Linked DNA regions of Homo sapiens: region 2 is linked to region 1. Evidence: chromatin loops called from intact Hi-C (ENCODE). Cell type or tissue: HepG2. All regions are shown on one strand. Region 1 overlaps TCF12 (transcription factor 12). Region 2 overlaps TCF12 (transcription factor 12).

Region 1 (8,000 bases):
AATGTACATGAATTTTTAAGATACAATTTCTTCCACTCACTTGCAACGTGCTGCTTCAGGCTACCAAGGGAGTTTATGTTCCTTCTTCTCTGCCATTAAGAAAAAAAGTGAATACGTTCTACCCTAGAGACTCTTAACATTCTCTCCAACCTGTTCCCAGGCGTTCTATCCTTTCCAGTCAAGTAATTTTTATTTTACTTAATTATTTAGACTATGCCTCACTCCAGAAAGAATTTCAAGTAGCTGGAGAAAGAATATGGACAAAATGCTACATTCAAGTGGCGGTGATGCCTAAGCATGGAAAAGGATTTTCAAAAGGTGTACACATTCTCTTCATTATTCTGCACTCTACAAAGTATAGTCTACAAAATAATAACATTAAGAATAAATCAACTAAAAAAGAAAAGTTAAGGTTCCTGGGTACTTCATGACTTTTCAAAACTACTTGTATGCCTGATTACTTCTCAGACTTCATATACACAATTTTATGGCACTAAAAGCAACTCTGACTTGTTGCTCTTGTAGGGGTATTGCCTCACTTCCAACACCACAGACAAAACATTTCATTTTATCCAAAGTAAAATGAGATAATGCCCATAAATTGCTTATCACAATGCCTAGTATATAATAGGAGTTCAATAAACACTAGCTATAATACTGGCTTTATAATGATTTCTAATATAATCACTAGTATTACCGAGAATGCTAGTTAGAAGGTACCACAATAATAGCAGCTACCATTTTTTAAGCAGCTTTATAGGAAAAAAATATATAGATAACCTTATTTAATCTTCACAAGGATTCTGTAGGTGGGCATTATTACCCACTTTTCACAAATGAAAAAAGTATAGCTCTGATTATTTAAATATCTCACCTAAGGCCATCCAGCTAGTAAGCTGCAAGTCATCGATTCCAATCCAGTTGTCTGGCTCCTGAGCCCAATTCTTTCCAATACACTATATTGTCTCTCTCACAAAAAGTCAGGAATTCAAGGGCTCTCTCACTGACAAGACTCCAATTAGACTCCACTCCATTTCTATAAGCACAGGTCAAAGAATGACAGGAATTCCCTCCAGTCACCACACAACACATTTGTATACAAGCACAAATGTGCTCCAAATGTCATAATGCATTCCATTCACATACTAATAAAATTTTGTATTATTACATTAAATAATCAACCAAAGTCACTAATTTTATACATGTAACTCCACCATTAACATCAATCCCTGGCCTGATAATTTATCTCCCTCTGTGTTCATTTCCCTAAGGGAATTCATTAGTTTTAATTATTAACTTGTAGGCACAAAAAACAAAATTTGCATCTCCTAACCAAAAGAAATCAGAATGTGGGCAAAAACATATACATACACAAAAAGGTGGTCAGTACCACATTATTTATCATATCAAAAAGCAAATTAACAAAAATCCATAAAGGTCAAGTAATAAAAGAATGGATTTGTTAAGTTATGCTATATTCATTCCATTTAAGAGCATGCAACTATTTTAAGCCAAGTTAATAACAGGAGAAAATGTTAATGGTAGAAGATTAAGTGAAACAAAAAACAGGACATAAATGAACTAACATTAAGTTACCAGCTTTGCAAACGGAACTATAAGAAAAAAAGACAAAAAGGAAATAAATCAATTTTCTCTGGATACTGAAATAAAGCTAATTTTTCCCCTTTTGCTTTTTCTGTTCTCTAATTTTCTTTTCAATTATGACTATGTATTAACTTTATATGCAGAAAAAAGACGGTCTTCTTTTTAACCAACATCTTTACCGAGCATGCTTCCCTCATACATCTCCAAATTAGCCAGAAGAGTCCCAGGTCATGTGAAATATAAAATGCAAAAAACAATTCAGCATCTTTACTACCTCCAGCACTACTATCCTCCAATTATGTCAGAACTGCAATCTTGAGTCATTTCTCTTACCTACAGAAAGCCAATCCCTCAAATTCTAACAATCCTTTACTTCTGTTATTTTTCCTTCCTATTCCCTACACTAACACCAAATCTAACCCTTCACCAGCTCATCCTAGATTAGCATAAAGGCCTCCAAAGTAAATAAATGCCTTCCTTATTTTAGTGTCTCACCACTAACAATTTACTCCACCACAGCTAACTATGTGCTAGGCACTATTCTTGGAACTTTACATGTATTAACTCATTGAACACTCCTAACAACCTTATAAGGATAACGACTATTATTAGTCCTGTTTTATAGATTAAGAAACAGAAGCAGACAAGTAAAGGAACATACCCAAGATCACTGTGCTATTCACTGGTAATTTCTGGATCTGAACACCTGTAGTCCAGCTCCAGATAATAATATGTAAATATGAGCTCCCCCAGGAATTAAGGAGTGGTGATTAATAAAAACCAGCTTCTCTCTCTCTGAACTGTACAGGCCCTTGGATCAAGCTAAATTCCCATTTCCAGGTCTCTCCTCATGCTATTCCTCAGCTGTAAGACCAGTTCTTCTCTTCCCTAATTCATTGTCCATATCTCCATCACAAGTCAACTCTAAACTCAACATTTTTGAGTTTTCCTTAAGCCAGTTCCCTGACTCTTCAGCACAGCCTCTTTCTTATGGACTCAATTTAAACTACAATAATGTGTGTTTGTTGACATTTTCTATGTTAGAGAAGTTTACCTCAGTATTTTACTTCCCATCAAAATAATAAATTTCTCCACTGTTTTTTTTTTTTTGAGACAGAGTCTCCCTCTGTCACCCAGGCTGGAGTGCCGTGGCACAATCTCGGCTCACTGTAACCTCTGCCTCCTGGGTTCAAGCAATTCTCCTGCCTCAGCCTCCCCAGTAGCTGGGACTACAGGCATGAGCCACAACACCTGGCTAATTCTGTGTATTTTTGGTAGAGACAGGGTTTTGCTACGTTGGCCAGGCTGGTCTCCAACTCCTGGCCTCAAGTGATCTGCCTGCCTCAGCCTCCCAAAACGCTGTGATTACAGGCGTGAGCCACCACGCCAACGAAATGTCTCCACTTTTTCTGAGCAATGACCTTCTCCATTTCCCATCTTCCCAAAAACTGCTAGAAGAATGCATAGGTAAATACTAAATAGTTAACTGATAAAAATGAGATACTTATGGCACAACTATTTAACAAAGCAGACTGTCATTCATTAGTCTTTTGAATATATTTAAGTGTTTGTCTTCTCATTATCTTCCCTAAACACAAACAATTTAGATTTGCAATTTCAACATTCCCATCCATAAACATACTTTCAAGTGATACCCAAAAGCAGTCTTATTAAATGATCTTTTAAAAAGGCATTCCACACATTGTCCACAAATAGCACTTCTTTTTCTTTTTCAGGAGAGCCTTTCTAATAGTGCTACTTTTACTTTCTTTCAGCAAGATTACCCAAGTCTTTGACAACACTAGGCAGACAATGACATTCCAGGAAAAGACTACCAATTGTTTAAGAGCAGAAAAGACTATATGGCTTTAATAAGACAGCATTGTTTATTGCCCAATTAAGTATAAAATTTGAAAGTTGTTTATAGTCAAGGTTGGATATCTTCATCTTTATCTTCTCATTTCAAAAGGCTTGTTTAAAAACTCAAAGATATAGCAAAGGATACCTTGAAGACAGAAACTTGAATTTGTGTTTAAATGGCTAATGAAAACAAAAACAGTAATTGTAGGTATGCCTCACTATATATAATAAACAAGCCCCTAAAATGTTGTGATCTAATCAAATTGTTTTTCAAATCCATTATAAGCAATGACTACGGGGTTGGGGCGGGGGGGTGGGGGGGCGGTGGACACCATTTGTTTGTGGTTTTTTTTTGTTTTTGGAGACAGAGTCTCATTCTGTTGCCAAGACTGGAGTACACTGGCTGCGCCATCTCAGGTCACTGCAACCTCTGCCTCCCAGGTTCAAGCAATTCTCCCACCCCAGCCTCCTGAGTAGCTGGGATTACAGGTGCCCACCATCACACCCAGCAAGTTTTTGTATTATTAGTAGAAATAGGGTTTCACCATGTTGGCCAGGCTGGTCTCAAACTCCTGACCTCATGTGATCCACCCACCTCGGCCTCCCAAAGTGCTGGGATTACAGGCATGAGCCACCACACCCGACCTTGTTTTTCAATTGTTCAGGAATTGTCCTGAAAAGTATACAATACTCATGGTTGTAATCTTGTCTCTAATTTTTATGTTTTCCAAGTATGAGTTTTCATAAACAGGTTTTCTCTAAAAGACTCCCTTGCTACCTTTTACCTTAAATGAGCAACTTAATAGCAGACCATATTTGTCCTAAAATATATTTTTCCCCACACACCTGCTGACTCTGTGGTTACTCTCATTAATAACTACAGCTTACCTGAAACAAATGTCTAACATGGCTCAATATTAACAAGTATGTATTTACTACAAATTATAGCTATTATAAATTTCAACACTAATATGTACATAATATGAACCACACCCTACTCATAACCTTAAAATACCTTAAGTGAAAGGTCAAACCTGGTTTCCTCTCTAAAATCACCATTCCTATTTCTATCACAGTTCAGTAAAAACCTACAGTGGTACAATTTTGGTTTTCTCTTGATTTTGTTCTTGATATGTTCAAGTAATGCTACAGCAATTTGAAAAGCTTACTCCACGTTTAACAGAGAAAGAAGGCATTTAGTAATCTTACCATTTTTTTAATTACTTGAAAAGTGGATGCAGTTACAAAAGGCCAACACCAAGAATTCCTGTGGTGACAGAACAGTTTTTGCATCTTGACTGTATCACTATCAATAACCTAGTTGTGATACTGTACTAATTTTTCAAGGTGCTATTATTGCAGGAAACTGGGTAAAGGGTATATAGAATCTCTGTATAGTTTCTTACAACTGCATATGAATCTACAACTATCTAAAAATAGAAATACTGAAGAGTAATTTAATGAGAATTCATTTTTCTGGCCCTATGTCAATATTTTCAAAAAGCCTGTAAGTACATCTAAAAATAACCCCCCGCCCCACAAAAAAAGATCAGTAACTGAAAAATGAAAAACTGTATTCCTTTTTAAAAATTAAGAGCCAGAAAATACTTCCTACAATTATCTCTGAAAATTTTGGGCAAAAAGAAACTATACTGTTACAAACGTCTGAATTCAATAAGAAAAAGTGAAGCTTTACTTAATAGTTAAAATGACATTCTAGATAGAAACACCAGAGAGATGCTCAATATCTACAGATGGCTTACAAAATGACAACATCCCTTACTACTTGGATTCAAAAACAAAGGAAATTTTCAGATATCATACAAACAATCTACTAAAAACTAACCCAAAATCACAATCTAGACATACACACTCAAACCCCGAAGTTGAGGACATGGATTTAAACATCTGAACCATTTCCATTTTGTCAATCCTTTTAACCAACTTTCCTTCTATACACTGCCCTTTGTTTCTATACACTGCCCTAATTAGAGTGCCTGACCTTTCACTCCTACAGAAAGAAAAGTTTCTCTCAAGGTCACTTTAGGAACACTTCACAGAGCCTATCATACCAAGTGAACAAATTCACTCTCACCATAACGTGAAGAAAATTTTAACACCCTGATGAAGGAATAACATAACAGATCCTCAAGACAAATTAGTAGTAGTAAACACACCTTTATCTTTTCCAGAGTGACTTCCGACACTCATAAATAACTCAGCCATGATGAGTTATTTGTTTTGCTTCAGGAATAAGATTAAAGATAACATCACATGCTATAGTATATATTCTTTCAGCTAAAAAAGCTTCTGAAAGTATTATATATCGTTTCTCAAAAACAGCCCACTGTGAAATTGAGTCTTCCTCAAAAAGGACAAATAAGAAAGGAAATTACAATACCTGACTATAAACTCTAGTTTTCATAAGTCAAATGGCATGTAGTTTTTATAAATGTTACTCCAAAGACAAAACAGAAAACAAACAAAAAACCCTAATCTTTACTACAGCAGCTCTTCAAAAGGAAAGTCAGATCTTTAGCTCCTTAATAGCTGCAAATACATAGGCATTAGAGTGTATTACATAATATCCTTTGAAATCAGGGCAGAAGGTTATTCAAATGTCAATAAGGTATATAAATATAAAATATATAAGTAAAATAATGTTACTATACCAATTTCTTTTAGACATTCCCTTTAAGAACTGGCCACAGAAAAATTATATCTACCAGTACATCTTGATTTGAAAAAAAATCACATGGCATTTTCTCTTCCCCAAATTCAAATCCATTCACTAATTAAAAGTCACAGCTTTTTTATTACAATTTTTTGTAGCATTTAAAACAAAACACACAGATAAATATTGCTAAGTCCACTGACTACAGGTGTGTAAGTTCAAACCTTTCAATGGATAACAAATCTAACTTTTAAAACTAAAAGTTCCTACTCCAAATAATCAAATATGGTGACCATTCGCAATGTAGAAAAATAATTTTTTCTTTGTGCAATGCAACGTACTGAAGTCCAAAAATTGCTCCAATGCCATGCTTATAATCTATATCCCAGTTCACATACTTTTTAATTTCACAGACTACATAAATCCTTCTTAAGTTTAAAAAGTGAAATAAATGTAATTGCCTTTATTCTAAAAATAGAATGCACTTCTAACAGCAAGTTCCTGGAGTTCATGTTATTGTATCAGTGACTGTCCAGTTATATATATTTACCATAACTTAAGCTGGAACAGTAGGCAACAGTAATATCAAGACTCATTTTTAAAAAATACTAAGCATCATCTACTATGTATTAGTCAAAGTAAATCTGAAGGTTCCTGAGAATGAATTATTAGTTGCAAAAATGAGATGTATCAACACCAGTAAAGAAATACAGCCATCTTCTACAACTTTAAGATTATTAAATTTTCTCCCCCCTCCCCAAAAAGTAACAATTTTCAAATGATTACCAGTAAAAGGAAGGAGGTGAGAGAAGAGTTGGGACTTGCCTATCGTTTCATGATGTCCTTTTGATCAAGAATAATACTAGTCTTTACCCTACTTAAAATCCAAAAAATGCCTTCATTTCACTTACTTAAGATGATTAAGGACATGCTATACTTTCCCCATAAGCTCTAATTTCATAATTAAAAATGAATTTTAATAAATTAGTATACAATTTTTAAAAACAAACTTTTTAGAATGTAAAGTGGTATAAAGTGTTTAGGTGGTTATGAAATTAACCTTATTTTCTGATGTTTTATTCTCACAGTATTTTAAGAAACCAACTATCATTTTACCAGGGGAAATAAAAAGCACCCATCAAAGAGGCATTACTGAGTTTCAGCCCAGAGATTTGACAGTTGGTTTTCTTAAGATGATGCTGTCATGGCTTTAGTTATTTTTTTCATCTCTTAAGCACAAAGAAATAAATTTAAATTAAATAAAAAGTTACAGCTTTTGCACACTGGAATGGACCTTCCTTCTAAAATATTTTTAAATTATGAGTTTTTAAAAGTTAAAAAAAGAAAAAATGCATACTTAAGAAAAATGGGATGTTTTAAAATGGAGCACAGTAGTCATAAATGTATTGAAAGTAAATTTAAAGACAAGATCACTAGTGTGTAGATCTACTTTAACTTACTCTAAACATTATCATAATGTAATCTGGATATAGGAAAGGATTCAGTCATCTAATACTTATCATTTAAAAATAAATCTAAGTTTCTATTCATTTTGAAAATTTACCCCACTAACATTTTAAATAATTGTAAACGAAACTACTGATTTCCTACAGATTTCTGAGGGAACTGTCATCTTTTAAAATTAATAAATCTTACTAATTATCACTTGACTCAATTCCATCTTTTATATACATATATTCAATAATATTTAAATGTTATGCTTTCTATTTTTCTACTAAAATGTATCACACCACCAAAATATGAGTCTTTAGTTTAAGACATCATCTTACCTGATCCACTGAATTGACTGCTTCCCAGTGTAGTTGGTCTAGTTTTCCCACTATTAACAGGTGGGGAAAAC
Region 2 (8,000 bases), 140 kb before region 1:
GGCATGAGCCACCATGCCCAGCCTGGAAAAGTATCTCTTAACCTCGTCAGTTTACTAGAGAAAGTCTGGGAGCAGAGTGCTTACTTTTATTCCAATTCTTTGATCTAATTTTCCACCTCCTGGTCTCATTTTATAAAGCTTTGGGGGTTTTTTGTTTTTGTTTTTGTTTTTTGCTGGAAAGGGCTCTAACCTTGTGACCTCAGTGTGTAGAAAGTTGACTTGGTCCTATTTTCTCTTAACTGTTAACTAAGAAATGTCATCTGTTATGTCTGTTTTGATATGCTTCCAAGAGGCAGGGCTGTTGAGTTCCTGATGCAAAGGGCTGATGACTGTTGAAGCAAGGATGAGGGAGAGAGGCTAGAAGTTAGTATGTTGAAAGCCAATGCCATCTCTCAAAGCAAATAAACAACACATAAAGAAAAATGGCTAAATACATATGGAGAGCACTTATGCATTCTAAGCTCTTTAGTAGAGTACTGTAGGCAGTTCATGTGTACAAGTAACACCAAGAATATTTAACTGTAGGAAATTAAATTTCCAAAGTTTGACAGCTTATAAAAAGAACTAAATGTAACAAAAAGGTACTAGGTATTCTACTGCATTTCCATGAAAAGAAATTAATTTTCATTTCTCATAAGAAACAGCATATATGAAAGAAATTACGTAGTCTGCCAAATTACAGCTTTAATCAAGGGTTGATCAGCAAACTTACTCTAGATGAATCATAGGAAGGACTTGGTTGACCACTTGTTCCCCAAGATGTTGTACCTCCTCTTTCATCAATACCTAAAAAGAGAAGAAAATAAAAGATATATCTAAAAACATACTTTTGTGGATTTTTTTGGTACGGGACAGCAGAGTACAATTTAGCAAGTGGTATTTGCGCTTTCGTGGAAGAGCTAAGTATCAATCCTTGCTTCAGAAACCTGTAAAATATAAGTTACTGCAAAGTATCTTCATCATTGCTCCATCAATCCTCATGCAATACCCTATGTAAATTATAGTAATTCAGAATCAAAATATTTCTTTGCAGACTTTAGAATGGGGCATAGTCTCTCCATCCAGCACCACGCCCTGCACTGCTACTTCTAGGAGTAGATGAACCCCCAAACTTTGTCTGGTTTAGTACTGCCTACATGAAAACATGAATAATTCATTTTTCATAGTTAAGCCCTAGAAAATGAAGCAAGACAAACAATCATTCAATTTAATAAAGTTGGTTTCTTTCTGATCAGTGATCAGATATTCTTAACTGATGACATCAAACTAAATCTAACTATATCAACCATATCAAATCAACATTAGTTATATAAAATCAAAATGACATGAAAACTCACCCTTAGTAATTTTGTGGGTGACACTTCCATCTCTTCTAAAATTATACACAATTTGATTTCAAATAAGCAGTTCCACTCTTATGAAGGTGGCAAAAGAAAATTCACAGTGAGAAAGAATTAGGTGCCATAACCAACAAAACAATTTATTGTGCATCCTTAATGCATCTTCTGACACTTGGGCTCCATTATTTTCACCTCCGAATCAGTCCCCAGAAAAAGCTGGAAGACTTGGAGATCTCTTAATCCAGCCATTTCTACCTCTTCTGTTTTGAAGACTCCAGTCTTTTTCATCCTTGACTGCAAGGAGGGTACACTTCTCTAACCCCTTCTGAGTTTCATTCTATGATGAAATTCATCAACACAGAAATAGTTGACTTCTTTCTTTCATTCTTTCATGAGAACAGCCTAGATACTACAATGATAACATTCTGCTAAGTTTAGAAATTATCTTTCTTTCAAGATATTCCTGGAAGTCCCTCTGTAATTTCCCTGTAATTTAGGTGAGAATGTGGTATGTAATAAATTAAATGCCACAAATTCTCCATTAATTTGCAATGATTACTAAGGCTCTTTTATAGTGACACAATTGCCAAATTGAAAGGATGGGTAACAAAAAGCAGGGAAGGGGGAGGGGTCAGTTTCCAAAGTAGAATGTACTAATTACTAACTTAGTTATTAGGACTCTATTATTTTTATGAATCTGTACTTCCTGTATCAAGTGACTAAAGTATATTTTAATAACTTTTTTTAAAAAGTTGATACAAAAGATGAGTATCTAGTATAGACAACATTCCAGGCACAATTTCAAGTGAACCAGAGGCTTTGAAAACACAGAGATTACGTGAACAGTGTTTTGTTCATTCCTGTGGAGCTAGTATTAAAGTTCCAAATTTAAGAGATATTCTATGAGTTTGGGGAATGTCATGTAAAAAACACTGTTACCGGCCGGGCACCGTGGCTCACGCCTGTAATCCTAGCACTTTGGGAGGCCGAGGCGGGCAGATCACAAGGTCAGGAGATCGAGACCATCCTGGCTAATACGGAGAAACCCCGTCTCTACTAAAAATACAAAAAATTAGCCAGGTGTGGTGGCGGGCGCCTGTAGTCCCAGCTACTCAGGAGGCTGAGGCAGGAGAATAGCTTGAACCTAGAAGGTGGAGGTTGCAGTGAGCCGAGATTGTGCCACTGCACTCCAGCCTGGGTGACAGAGCAAGACTCCATCTCAAAAAAACAAAAAAAAAACACTGTTACCATCTCTCCAGTATCATTAGACACCAGTGAGCTATCTTCCAAGCATTTTCTCTGCAACCAACACTGTAGAATAGCAGCAAGTATTCCTCTGAGACTCAATCCAAGAAAAAGATGACCATTAACCTACAAAATCCACTAATATATGGAACTGCATATAATTTTATGAAAAGTTGTATTTTAAAAAATCACTTTTATTGAACATATAATGGTAAGTGATTTCGATGAATCTTGTCCTGATGAAAATAATCAAACCATAACTTAGTCTTTTTATGACTTCATATTTTCTTATATCAAATGACTAATAAATATGAGGCTTATGTGTATTTTAATTTTTATCTCATTTAGAGGCAGCGTTCATGTTCTGTCATCCAGGCTGCAGTACAGTGGCATGATGATAGCTCACTGCAACCACAAAATCCTGGGCTCAAGTGATCCTCCTGCCTCAGCTTCCTCAGTGCTAGGACTATAGGAACATGCCACAATGCTCAGCTAATCATTAATTTTTTTTTTTATTTTGTAGAGACAGAGTCTTACACTATGTTGCCTAGGTTGGTCTTGAACTCCTGGCCTCCAGCGATTCTCCCTCCATGGCCTCCTAAAGTGCTGGGATCACAGGTGTGAACCACTATGCCCAGCTTTGCATGTATTTTAAATACATTTGTAAAAACAGAGAGAGAGGAAAGATGGGTGCCAGTTACAGAGAACATCTCAAGCAAAATTCAAGAGACACACAAAATTATGTGAAACTACATATTCAATTTTCATCAAGTGACTCTACTTCTATAAAATAAAGAAAAAGCAAAGACTAATGAAATAAAATGGTAATTAATTGGGTGATGGCATCACCAGCTAAAGAGTAGTACATACCACTGATACTGGAAATGACAAGGGGCTCAAAGAATGCTATAGAATAACAAGAATCTGGCTAGGTTTTAAACTCAAGCTCTGTAGTTTTATTGTTAACATATCCAGACTCTGAGTAAAAGGTCGTGGCTGGCACTGACAAAGGCAAGAGTCATCTTTTAGAATCAATGACTCCTTTCTGCTAAAGACAATGGCTGTACAAACACAGAAATATGACAGGAATAATAAACTTTCCAAAGCTTCAGCCGTAAGACCAAGGTAAGCAGAAAAAGGAAATTACACACAGAAGATAAAACTTAACACAGATATTATACAAATTGACCAAAATCTGAAAAAAATACCTATTGACAAGAAAATACACCACAGTTGCAATACAGTGATGAGAAGTAACATTTTTCCTGTTATTTCTGAATTATCATTCCCATATTATTTTCATCATTCCCATTTCTAGTATATGCATGCGAATTCAACAATTTCAGAGAAGTTAGTTCCTTGACTCATAAACCAAAATGGCAGATGTAAGAGAAAGTTCAGCAATAATTAATGATAGAAACACTTTTGAGCCTTATTTGACTTTCTAATAAATTTTTTCCATTTCTATTCAACAGGATTAAAAGGGGTGATCAATAACAGAAAGACGTAAATTATTTTTTTCCTTGTTAACCTTTTATATAGATAATCTCTTAGTACCTGGTTTTCTGAATGGAATCAATTAAGTCAAATGTAATATATTCTGATTCTATGAGCTCCATTTTTAAAAGCATGCTGTTTTAACTTAGTATTTTCCAGTAAGGAACATTAAATTCTAGACCTCGTATCTAAAAACAACAGTTTGTGAACTTAACAAAAGCAATCCGCCTCTTTCTTTTGTGAAAACATTTAACAAGAAAAGTAACTAAGAGCAATCATAAATTACTATATATACAGGCAGTTCCCTAAAAGGCTGATACCTTAAAGAAGGAATAGAAAGGTAAAATTCAAGTTTTTAAGGTTTCAGAGTATAAGACTCTTAGAGGAACAGGTAAACTTCTTGCCCAAGTCCAACATCTGCCATTACTCCCTTTTCTAGGAAGAACACAGATTTAGACTACCTTCTTATGCTCTACTCCCATCTTAGTATTTGAATAACAGTATTTTCTTTCTAGTGTCAATCAAAAACTATCCCACAGCCTCTCTCCTACTTCTTCCCTTTCATCAAGCCACCAGAGTCCTATGGGCATCTCTAGGTTTTGATCCACTAGCAAAAACTGGAAACTGGAATTTTTTTTTTTTTTTTTTTTGGTGGGAGGAGATGCTTTTCTATGCCCTAAGCACCTATTGTGTTTCCCTCCACCCTCCCCCCAGCCCCCCACCACATATGAGCCCTGTAAACAAATTATTGTTAACACTGCAGAGTTTGAGTAAGTAAACCATCATTAAAGAATTGGTGAGACTTAGGCAAGACCTGCCTGAAAGTAAAAGGGAAGAATTAGGAACAAACCTGCTGACATGAACACCAGTTCCTTCTCTGCCCATTTGCCACTACCAGACCTATCACTAAAGACTCCGCCACCCTGAACCAAGACTAGGGTAAAGTGAGAAATAAGACAGGAAATGGGAAAATATTTTCAGTTAGTAGTGGTGAGTCTGATGACCCAAGAAAGAATGAAAGGATGAAACAGGGAGACAGCATACAAGAATGAGAGAAATGGTTAGGATGTCCCTGCAGCAAAAGCAGTAAGAAAAGCAATTCAATCTGGCCATACTGCTAGGGTATCATAAATGAGAGCCCATCCCTGTGGGAAAGAGACACACATACAGTTGGGAGCAAGGGCACAGGGAAAATCACATACACATTTCTCTCTTTTTCTCCCCCCACCCGCTGGTGCACATGTGCACTCTGCCTTTAGTAGCACTGAAATCAAATTTTTATTCTAGAAAGTAAAATGTACTCCAAAAATATCAAATCTCAGCACTGTCATAAATAAGGGAAACATAACATATTTTGCAGGATTGCCATCTGCTGTAGGGGGATCCAATAAATGATTTGATGAAAGAATTCTGACTAGAGATAGCTATATCAGATAATCAAAGCTATGAATGTGTCTATTTTTAATAGTGTCTTTATTCAATTCTATTTGTAGAGTAAGGATATTCCTTTAGATAAGACTCAAAGGCTGCAATCAATTGTAAACTAATATACACCTAAAAAACCAACACCAAGATTTTTTATTGTATTTTTCACATTTTAGACACTCATGAAATAAATCTATGAATGTATTTTCCCAGACATTCATTGTGAAATAGGATCAGTTAGAATATAATAACAAGTGCTTTGTTATGCTACACATTAGTAAAAAAGGGAAAAGCTAGGAAAATATTAAAATTGCAAGGGAATTTAATAGAAGTTAAAACATGCTACCTCATCTAAAGTATATAACATTAGTTATAGACTTTTTTACTTATAAAAAATTTAGGTTCTGTGCAGTGAATTGTCAAATAAAACAGTCTAAAAAACACATATGTAAGAAAGTAAGTCCGGTGGAAAGATTAGAAGGAATCACCCTTTCCGGTCATCTTTAATAATCCAATCAGAATTTTTGTTTGGCACTGTTGAAACCAAAGATTTACAAGTACAGATGTTCCATTAAAGTTTTTAGTGCCACAGTACAGTACAATAAGGTAATGAACACATGGCAAATTTCATTCAAAAAAATGACTAATTTTGAAAATGACTTTCATACATAGATTTTGCTATATTATTGTTACTAGCTATATCACCCTGATACAAATGCCCTGTAAAGATACAAAAGGAAAACCCAATGACTGATTTAATCAAAGAAGTAAGAGTACAGGGCCAAAAGGAAATGCCAAGTCTATCTCTTTAAGAAAAACAGAAACTGCCTGATGGCCAGGAATTGAAAGTAATACGTTCCCAGGGGTCGACTTGGGAATTGTTTAATGGGAACTATATAGTGATATGGTGGTCACTGTATTTTGAGGACTTGTTCTGACTGTCTGAACAGACATTCCAAGACTGACAAAGGCTCTTGAGCTACCTTTAAAACTCCCCTAAATTAGCTGTCAAGTTTCTAGAAAGAAGGAAGGGCCCTCCCAACGTACCTGAGAACCAAGTATTCTCCCAATCTAATATACCAAAGCCCTGTATCTGAAGACCAATGCCAGTGTTTTCTTCCATAGAAGCACTACAAACGTAGTTTTAAGAAAGGAAAAACAAAAAACAAAACGTTGATGCTATTTTTAACACAATCAAATCATCTCTGACCTGCATTACTGTAATAGTCTCCTAAATGTTTTCCCTTCTTCTTGCCCCTCCTACTAGAGCAACCTTTTAAAAACAAGCCAAATCATGTCCATCCTGTGCTCAAAACCTACCAATGGCTTCCCAACTCATTCAGAATTACTAATAAACCCAATGGTCTACAATGTTTTACAGGTTCTGCCTCCCACCTCTCTGAACTCATCTCCTACTGTTCTTTCTCTTCTAATAGTTACTATAAATCCTAGGGCTGGCGGAAAGAAAATATCTAGCTAGCTTGCTATCAACTACATAAAGGCTCTGGGGAGTAAACAAAAACAGGCTGATTGGGATGAAAATATAAACTTGAAAGAAGAGACCAGAATGGGTGAGTTTCTCTTTTAATCAGCTTTCAGGGACCAGCACAGGTGAGTTTCCCATTCTGAAAGCTTTCTCCTGCAGGCAAGCAGCAATAACCTCTAGTAACTAAAATTCCAACAGAAACCCCATTGTCTTTTTGGCCTGAAGGAAAAGAGGACAGAGACAGGACAACCACAGTCACTAGAAAGTGAGGATAGAATCCCAAAAGGGAGAAGGCCAGAAAAGAGAGGTCCCAAATTTTTGGTTTATCTCTGCCCACATCTTTGGCTGAGTCCTGGAACACCATTCACAGGGCAGGCACAAGGCAGTTTGTAGCAGAGACTAAAAGAACCGAATTGAGATCTGAGCAGCTACCAACTTCAGGCAAGAGATAATTTTTGCTATGAGTCTAACCAAAAGCAAATGGCTCACTAAAACAAATAAATCAAAACTCTTTGGAAGAACATGAAAATAAGCCACAATTTCCACAAATAACACTCATAATATCCAAAATTCTTTGACAGTAATATGTAACCCAATCTCAAGGGAAAAGATAATCACCAGAGGCCAACAGCAAGATGACCCAAAGTAAAATTTTCAGACAAGGACATTAAAGCAGATGCTGTAACTATGCTCAATAAAGTGAAAGATACATGCTTTTAATGAAAAAAAAAAAAAAGTGAAAATCTCACGAAGAAAAAGAAAACATTAAAAAAAACTAAAATTAAGCCAGGTGTGGTGTCTCTTTCCCGTAATCCCAGCACTTTGGGAGGCCAAGGCAGGTGGATTGCTTGAGTCCAGGAGTTTGAGACCAGCCTGAGCAACATGGCAAAACTCTATGTCTACAAAAAAATTAAAATTAGCCAGGCACGGCAGTGTGCTCCTGTAGTCCCAGCTACGTGGGAGGTTAACATTGGAGGATTGATTGGAGCCCGGGAAGCAGTGGGTGC

What was found. Peaks named below come from ENCODE experiments on the same cell type or tissue, not always from the same donor. Only the 100,000 strongest peaks of a DNase experiment are listed, where the experiment ranks them.
Region 2: a loop joins it to region 1, with 2.0 times the contacts of the local background. A loop is called at or near these places in 4 of 110 quality-filtered maps.

The regions. Positions count from the first base shown.
Region 1 is chr15:56,921,028-56,929,027 of GRCh38, reverse strand. It overlaps TCF12 (transcription factor 12), which reads right to left. Exons shown (of 21, transcript NM_207037.2): 3 at 7,930-8,000. Among named protein-coding and RNA genes, the nearest start is that of TCF12, 6.4 kb to the right of the region's middle. In HepG2, no CTCF peak of the experiment used is centred here; no DNase peak of the experiment used is centred here; H3K4me3 peaks cover 103 bases.
Region 2 is chr15:57,056,536-57,064,535 of GRCh38, reverse strand. TCF12 (transcription factor 12) reads right to left here. Exons shown (of 21, transcript NM_207037.2): 4 at 713-786. Among named protein-coding and RNA genes, the nearest start is that of TCF12, 140 kb to the right of the region's middle. In HepG2, no CTCF peak of the experiment used is centred here; a DNase peak (open chromatin) is centred at 3,575; H3K4me3 peaks cover 259 bases.